Linked DNA regions of Homo sapiens: region 2 is linked to region 1. Evidence: chromatin contacts called from ENCODE Hi-C or POLR2A ChIA-PET data. All regions are on one chromosome and are shown on one strand. Each heading gives the region's core, a stretch centred on a gene start or an enhancer-like site at or near the end of the contact. The rest is flanking DNA. Distances are from core to core; before and after follow the strand shown. Region 1 has its middle 640 kb from the start of GJE1. Region 2 overlaps UTRN (utrophin).

The links. A loop is a pair of places that touch in the nucleus more often than their neighbours do. ChIA-PET counts read pairs that join two places held with the same protein, here RNA polymerase II (POLR2A). Pooled maps may share reads with other maps.
Region 2: a pooled map shows a loop between it and region 1 (6-fold over the local background). The contact joins two enhancer-like sites. A Hi-C loop is called at or near these places in 2 of 37 single-sample maps with no recorded cell type and 8 of 50 pooled maps. POLR2A ChIA-PET finds 5 or more read pairs at or near these places in 1 of 52 experiments (activated CD4-positive, alpha-beta T cell).

Annotation. Positions count from the first base shown.
Region 1 is chr6:141,486,222-141,490,467 of GRCh38, forward strand. It overlaps the pseudogene RN7SKP106. Among named protein-coding and RNA genes, the nearest start is that of GJE1, 640 kb to the right of the region's middle. RefSeq lists a silencer at 2,378-2,578. Within about 2 kb of position 2,435, at least 2 of the 41 ENCODE cell types and tissues checked have a DNase peak (open chromatin) inside an H3K27ac peak, as active enhancers do.
Region 2 is chr6:144,347,761-144,352,006 of GRCh38, forward strand. All of the region lies in intron 2 of UTRN (utrophin), which reads left to right. Among named protein-coding and RNA genes, the nearest start is that of SNORA98, 56 kb to the right of the region's middle. RefSeq lists an enhancer at 1,419-1,528. Within about 2 kb of position 2,236, at least 16 of the 41 ENCODE cell types and tissues checked have a DNase peak (open chromatin) inside an H3K27ac peak, as active enhancers do.

The DNA.
Region 1 (4,246 bases), core at 1,185-3,684:
GCCCTTGACTGAAGATGGGTCCTTCTCCATCGCGGATGGTCATCCTCTTTTACCGAGCACACAGCTTTGGAAGGAACGCATATGGAGTGGTGAGGAAGGAAGGGAACACCTGTCTAGTCAACCAGATCTGCTGCACCAACCCTGGCAATCAAATGGTTGATAGATGTTGCTCTTAGATTGCCCTCATATCCATAATTTTTCTCTTCTTCTTCTTCTTCCTTTTACCAAAACAACTACAACAACAACAAAACAAATAACTTTAATTTTGAAATGGCATTATGAGAAAAGGGTTCTGTATCGTGCTAATCCTTTTTTTTTTTTTTTTTTTTTTGAGACAGAGTCTGGCTCTCTCGCCCAGGCTGGAGTGCAGTGGCGTGATCTCGGCTCACTGCAACCTCTGCCTCCTGGGTTCAAATGATTCTCCTGCCTCAGCTTCCTGAGTAGCTGGGATTACAGAAGCTCACTACCACGCTCAGCTAATTTTTGTATTTTTAGTAGAGACGGGGTTTCACCACGTTGGCCAGGCTGTTCTCGAACTCCTGACCTCATGATCCGCCCACCTCAGCCTCCCAAAGTGCTGGGATTACAGCTGAGCCACCACACCCAGCCTGTGCAAATACTTTTTATGAGGAAATCATAGAAAAAGTATCTGTTAGTTGACAGGCAGTATCCATATTACAGTGTTTGGTTTGAGCACTTGAGTTGTTCTGAAGCTAGGTTACCATGAAAATAAATACAGTGATACTTGGAATCAGAGAACACATATGGTCAGCATTTTCCAGATGGCATATTTATGTCAAATGTATAGACATTATAAGAAAAAATATTATAAGTCAATATTAAGAAGACTCTCTAAATATTTAGGTAAATACAATGCACTGTTCCCTCCGCCCAGAAATAGAGTATGATCCTGGCACCTTGCCAAGAAACACATAGAAATATCCTTGTACGTTGTGCTTATAGTAGATAATCTGAAAAGTTTCATCCAAATCTTAAATTCTAGATATGAATAGTTTGTAATAAAGTGTTAGAAGGATCAAGATTAAAAATTATTTGCATATGGTTCCCAACGCCTCTTAGTAATCAGTGGATGATAAGTTCCTTGTAACTTATTTTAATAAAAAGTCTTGAGTACAGAATGTGAGTATATTATAGACTAAATATTTATATTCCTTCCCCCAGATTCATATATTGAAGGCCTAACTGCCAATATGACTGTATTTGTGTATTTGGGGAAGAAGCCTCTACAGATATAATTAAGGTTAAATAAGATCATTAAATTGGGACACTAATCCAATAGAAATAATGTCTTTATAAGAAGAAACACCAGAGAGAAAAATAACTTTCTCCTCTCTCTCACTCTCTCTCTTTCTCTCTCTCTCTAGCTGTCTCTCCAGGAGGACACAAAGAAAAGATCAAGACAGCATGTAGCAAATGTAGCAAGGAGGCATCCAATCATCTGCAACCCAAGGGGCAAACCCTCGCCACACACCAACCCTGCTGGCTCCTTGCTTTTGGACTTCCAGTTTCAGAATTATGAGAAAATACATTTCTGTGTTTAGGCCATCAAGTCTATTGTATTTTGTTCTGACAGCCTGAACAGACTAATACACAGTATAATACAATTGAATTGTTGATTCATCTAAGAAATATATAATTTCTACATGGTTTGTTGCAATTATCTGGGAATAAATATTACCATGACCACTTATTCAGAACTTGATATCTGTATTTATTTCTAAGCATGCATATAATCCCATTACTTGGTAGTCATTTGAATGTATGTTCCACACTTACACCAAAAAGTGATAATAGTATTGACTTCATATAAGAAGTCTTGATAGTCAGTAGTATTGACTTCACATAAGAAAATATTATAAATTAATTCCAATTCCAATTTATGAAGATATTATAAATTTAATATCTCTGAATGTAAATTCTCGGTTGTTCTAGATATAAAAATAAATTATTGATTTATTTTGCTAAGCTACTATAAAACACAATAAAATTTAAAAGCCTCAATTTTGCTGATTGTTTACTATTACAAATCATGCTGGAATGGACATTCTCATATTCTGTTTAGTCTTAATCCTTCCCCCACCAAATCCAATGGAGTCAAGGATTTGGACACAGACACTTTATTTTGAAGTTGATCCCAGGCACCAAAAATGAGAAAAGAAAGAAAGGGAAATAGGTAAGAGAAAAGGGGCAATAAAGTTACGTCTTAACAAGCTTGAGTACCACAGTTAACAACTGAGTCACAATCCCACTGGGGATTGTAAGGAACATACCTTGGGTTAGTTCTACCCCAGTACAAGGAAGCTACAGGATTTAGCCATTGCCTTTTAGCCCCAATTGTTGAGGATTTCCCTTAAGTAGTGTTAACACAGGCACATACTGAGTGTTCCTGTGTCCAGCATTTCTATCTCATTTGTTTTCAGAGAAACGGCTTAAGTGGAGAAGGGTGATGCAGAAACAGGAAGTTACAGTCTAGCAGCAGGTCAGTAGCTGTTTAAAGGAGCAGTAGGTGAACTCATCAGGCCAAAGGGACAGGGAGCATTTACTAAATTTGCACATATGTAAGAGTTTCTCTAGTGTACACATTCAGTAATGATTTCATTACTGAGCTGTCTATGGCTGTTTCTTCAACCTTATAAGATATTGCTACATTGCTCCTCAAGGTTGTGCTGCCCAAAGACAATCCTGCCAAAATAATGAAATGTTCCAGTGGTGTAAAATTTTTATCAGTATATATATAATGGTTATATATATATGTGTGTGTGTGTTTGTGTGTGTATATATATATGGTTAAAATAATATTTTTATCAAATATGTATATACAATTTATGATATAAATTATAAATTATGGTAAAATTATATATTATTATAAACATACATTATAATGTATTATATACATAATTTATATATATATAAAAACCATTTTTGAGGCACTGTTTTTCTTATCAATCCATTAGTTCTTAAACTTTAAATTTTCAGTGTCTTTTCTATATTTTTATTTATTTGTTTTCTGTGCATATTGATTAATTAGATGTGGGGAAGACTAGTTGGGTGTTTTTAAAAATAATAATTCTAAACACATAAGCAAATTGAGAAAAAAATCAGTATTCTTAGACTTTTATAAGTAAGCATATCAGGTAAAGGTTGACCCACAGTTAAACATTTTAGGTCTTTTAGAAAACTCCAAGTAAAAGTTAGATAATTTATCCCTCAGAATTAGATAAGTAATTTTGCCTGTCATGATTATAAATCTGTGCATTGAAATATTTTGACTTTTTATTTGCTAACCCAATGTGACTTGGTCCGCTTTCTAGTGCTATAACAGAATACCATACCTGGGTAATATTTATGAAGAAAAGAAGTTTATTTTGTTCAAGTTTCTGGAGACTGAAAAGTGCAAGAGCATGGTGCTGGCATCTGGCTAGGGCCCTCCTGCTGCATCATCCCATGGCAGATAGGCAGAAATGCAAGAAAGCAGACAAGACAGAGAAGGGGCCAAAATAACTAACCCACTCTCATGATACAGACCTAATTTATTCATGAGGGAAGAGCCCTTATGACCTTATTGAAAGTTCCCACCTTTTCAATGTTGCTGCATTGAGGATTAAGTTTTCAACACACAAACTTTGGGGGATGTACTAAAACCACAGCACAAGGTAACATATGTGTTAACTTACAGTGTACATTATAGAACTCTAACCATACAGGGTTCTTAGGATTTTAAGTAACAAAGTCATTGGACAAAACCACTTCATTTCTACATTTTTAAATAGCCTTACAGAAATCTAGAAAAGATAAATGCTATAATACACCTAAACGTGATAATTTTTAGCCTATTTATTTATTTATTTATTTGAGACAGAGTCTTGCACTGTTGCCTGGGTTGGAGTGCAATGGCATGATCTTGGCTCACTGCAACCTCCGTCTCCTGGGTTCATGCAGTTCTCCTGCCTCAGCCTCCCAAATAGCTGGGATTACAGGCACACACCGCCATACCTAGCTAATTTTTTGTATTTTTAGTAGAGATGAGGTTTCACTATGTTGGCCAGACTGATATCGAACTCGTGACCTTGTGATCTGCCCGCCTTGGCCTCGCAAAGTGCTAGGATTACAGGCATGAGCCACCATGCCCGACCTAGCCTCTTTATTTTTAAACAGTTTTAGATCTACAGAAAAATAGAACAAAGAATTCCAATGTAAACTTAAAAGCTTTCCATAATGTGAACAC
Region 2 (4,246 bases), core at 986-3,485, 2.9 Mb after region 1:
GTGTGTGTGTGAATGTGGATGTGAGGCCAGATGGGGACACTCCTGGGAGAATCTCCTGAACTGTGGCTTATTCTTTGTTTTTTTTTTTTGTTTTTTTTTTTGAGACTAAGTCTCGCTGTGTTGCCCAGCCTGGAGTGCAGTGACACAGTCTTAGCTCACTGTAGCCTTGACCTCCCAGGCTCAAGTGATCCTCCCACCTCAGTCTCCTGAGTAGCTGGGACTATAGGTATGTGCTCCCATACCTGGCTAATTTTTAATAGTTTTTCTGTAGAGATGGGATCTCACTATGTTGCCCAGGCTGGTCTTGAACTCCTGAGCTCGAGTGATCCTCCCTCTTGGCCTCCCAAAATGCTGGGATTACAGGCCTGAGCCACCATGCCCAGCCGTGACTCACTCTTAAAGGAGCTCAAGTCTTTTGTGTTGGAACTCCAGGAGGTTGACGACCACACTCATCTATTCAGTCAGCATTTGCTAGGTACCTAGCACACGCCCAGCTCTGGGGAGGTATGGGGATATAAAAATGAAGGTGATTTGATTCTTCCCCCGTGGAGGTTAGGACCTGGAAAGGATGGTGTGTGAAGTGAATGCTAGGTTTGCTGGTGGCTGAAAGGAAGGAACGTTGTCATCTTTGTCATATGTTAGGGATTGCCAGACCCACCAGTTGACTATATCCAAATAAAGGAACACAGAATTTGGAGTGATCACAGGGCAGTGAGATTTGTCTGGGAAGATATCTTAGGACTCGTGAATTTTTTGCAGATCTTAATAATTATAGAGAAAATGAGTAGGTGGTTAGGAAGACCAGGTAACTATAACTTACAGAGGTGAGAGAATGAGAATTGTTAAGTTGGGAGAAAAAGAGTAGAAAGAGCGACATGTGAAAGAAAAGAATCGGCCGGTGCGGTGGCTCATGCCTGTAATCCCAGCACTTTGGGAGGCCGAGGCGGGCAGATCACCTGAAGTCGGGAGTTCAAGACCAGCCTGACCAACATGGAGAAACCCTGTCTCTATTAAAAATACAAAATGAGCCGGGCCTAGTGGCGCATGCCTGTAAACCCAGCTACTAGGGAGGCTGAGGCAGGAGAATTGCTTGAACCTAGGAGGCAGAGGTTGTGGTGAGCAGAGGTTGCGCCATTGCACTCTAGCCTGGGCAACAAGAGCGAAACTCCATCTCAAAAAAAAACAAAAACAAAAGAAAAGAATCTTGGGTGGAGAAAATGAGAAATGGGATTAACATGGTACTGAGCAGTTCTTTTTTTTTTGTTTTGAGACGGAGTCTCGCTCTGTCGCCCAGGCTGGAGCGCGTGATGGGATCTCGGCTCACTGCAAGCTCCTCCTCCCGGGTTCACGCCATTCTCCTGCCTCAGCCTTCCGAGTAGCTGGGACTACAGGCGCCCGCCATCACGCCCGGCTAATTTTTTGTATTTTTAGTAGAGACGGGGTTTCCCCGTGTTAGCCAGGATGGTCTGGATCTCCTGACCTCGTGATCCGCCCGCCTCAGCCTCCCAAAGTGCTGGGATTACAGGCATGAGCCACGGCGCCTGGCCCTGAGCAGTTCTTTAAGGGATGAGACTTGGCCCTCAAGATCTGGGTTTCCATTACCCCTGCCATCGTCAGGGTAAGTCACTGAACCTCTGAGAAGGGGACTCCCAACCAGGAGGATCACAGGATCTCCCAACCAGGGAGGATGCCCCGGGAGAGTGTGGTCAGGATTCATGATGTTACACATTTTAAAGTTCTTTGCAAGCTATAGTAATAGTTCCAGGTAAATAAATGGAATAATAAATTCTGTAAAAATTATAAAAACCTAGTCTGTTGATAATGGGCTCTTTTAGGTAGAGTCTAGGGTAGGAAATCAAACATTATATTCATCATGGTACTTGAAATATATTTAAGCTGAAGCTGTGCACTCCATCATGTTTTTGATATATTTTTCCTTGGCATTACTTGAAAGGCATGCTCATGAAACTGGATTTGGATCTGTTTCATGTTTTCACTTGCGTTCTCTGACCCCTACTTAGAGGGCACCAGGTGCTTCCTATTCTAACCGTTTGCAAATTCAAGACTTGGTTGGAGGGCCATTCAGGGGACTGGTGTGGGGTTAGATAGGATCTGGACACAGCGACTCCCTCGCTCCTGCTCCAGTATTTTGACCTTAATTTGAACAGTTCAATGAACTGGCAACTGAAGTCGTTTTTTCCCACTGAACTAGACCTTTCATTGTTTTGCAGAGGAAGATGACTCATAGCCAGGTTCTACCATTGTGCTAAAGTGAAATTTTAGTCTAGGACTAAAGGAACACAGGCCAAACTTTCTGTCTGAGCTGCAGAGTATTGAAACTTAGATTGTGAGCTGGGCAGGAATTCCTGTGGCCCTCTGTGTGGAGTTGCTCTCAAGGAAAAGGAGCATTTAAATACGTTTTTGACTCCAAATTTAATTTTTAGTAATATAGTTCAAATGTCCTTTAAAATATCTTAAGTAATCAGACTGTTTTCTAAAAAAAAAAAAAATGTAATGCAAAATGAAAATTCTACAAAGTAGAAAACTGTCATTTCCTTCCTCTCTCCAAAACCATTGTTAATAGTTTCGTTTCTTCTGCTACCCTTGTTTTCTATGAATGTAAAAATGTATGCCTCTATGGGTGAGCATGGCTTTTCTTTTTTGAACCAAAATTGAAACCATCCTGATTTAGTGGCATCCCACTTAAAACATTATTAAAAACTACCTGTGTACATGTATCTTCGCTTACTTGGGCAATTGCTGGGGCAAATATGCTTTTACTGTTAAATCGTCATCTACAACAGATGACATGTAGAGAGATGAAATGTAGTCTATAGTTGTTTGAACTTGCATTTCTTTTTTTGTGGAACTGAACTTCTCTGCATATGTTTATTGGCTCTTTGGACAAATTCGTCAGTGATTTGGCTTTTCATGCATTGCTCATTTTCTTTTGTTGCTTGGATCCCTGACTTTTATACTCTTAATGATTCCAAGGGAAATTCCTACAAAATGGCAGATTTGGGAGGACTTATTTGAATTTCTTTTGAGTTCTAAAATGGTTAACTGCTACCTTAAAAGATAGATATTATTTTCAGATATCTAGGACAGAGGTTTGAGTCTTTGGACTTAGATTCTATAGTATTTTCTTTCTTTTTTTGGCTGATATGGAAGACGTCATCATCCCAAACTGTGCTGAGACTAGTAGTTATTTAGATACACTATTTTATTACATTTTCGTATACTGATAAATTATTTCCATATGGATGGTAAGTCCCAGATTTATTTATGAAAAAAACCATTTTTTATATATTTTATGGAACATGGAGTTAGCAGAAAGATGCTGTGGAGTTAGGCTTAAAATTAAGCCCTAACTATTCTGCCTCCTGTTTTGGGGCTGTTGTCAGTCTTTAAAGGTACATCTTTGTAAAATTTTTTGAACATAACTTGACAGATTGCAAGAAGGATTATAATAAATGGTGTCTGTTTGTGTTAGAGTATTTCAAGTCAGTACAGGAAAAAATACATTTAGATGCTAAGTGAAGATAAGACATTAGTTTAAATGAGGCCCCGTATGCACCATCATATTGAAAATTTACCAGTGTGTCCTCGTCCTTCAATTTAGATTCGTTAGTGATTTTTCACATCAAAGCATTGAAGCTGTAATTCTATGTTGGGTTCATTTAACCACAGATCCAGTAAATGGCAGGAAATAGAGAGCTATACAGGACAGCAAATGGCCTGCAGTTGTGTGGAGGATATCTTTGTGGCAAGATGCCCCAGATGTTTTGCTGTTTTCAAAGTTTGCTATCATTTGTTCAGAAAGGTTTTCATTGCTTGCAAGCAAGCAGGCAAGCAAAGGAAAAGGGCACGCAGCCGCCTCCCCTATGATTCTGTGCTCTTTGCCTTTGATGCCTTATATAAAAAGCTTTATTTAGTCTGCAGAGAGGTTATTTCTCCAAATAGAGGTGAACTGTCATAGTAGTCTGGAAACGTGATAGATTTCAGTTGAATGCCGCTGATCCAAATACTCTGAAAGGCTGGGCTGTGTGGCACTTGTAAGATAGGCACCTTGCACAGATTCTTCCAGGTCACTTGCACATATCGCCAGTAGAAATACCTCATCAGATAGCGATCCACTTGGCACTCTGAGAAGCAACTCCTATCACACCGACACTGCTACTTTTCTCCTGGCTCAGCCAGTCTCTTGCTGGGAACCTGCTGCCAGAGTTAGTCACTTGGCTTCTGC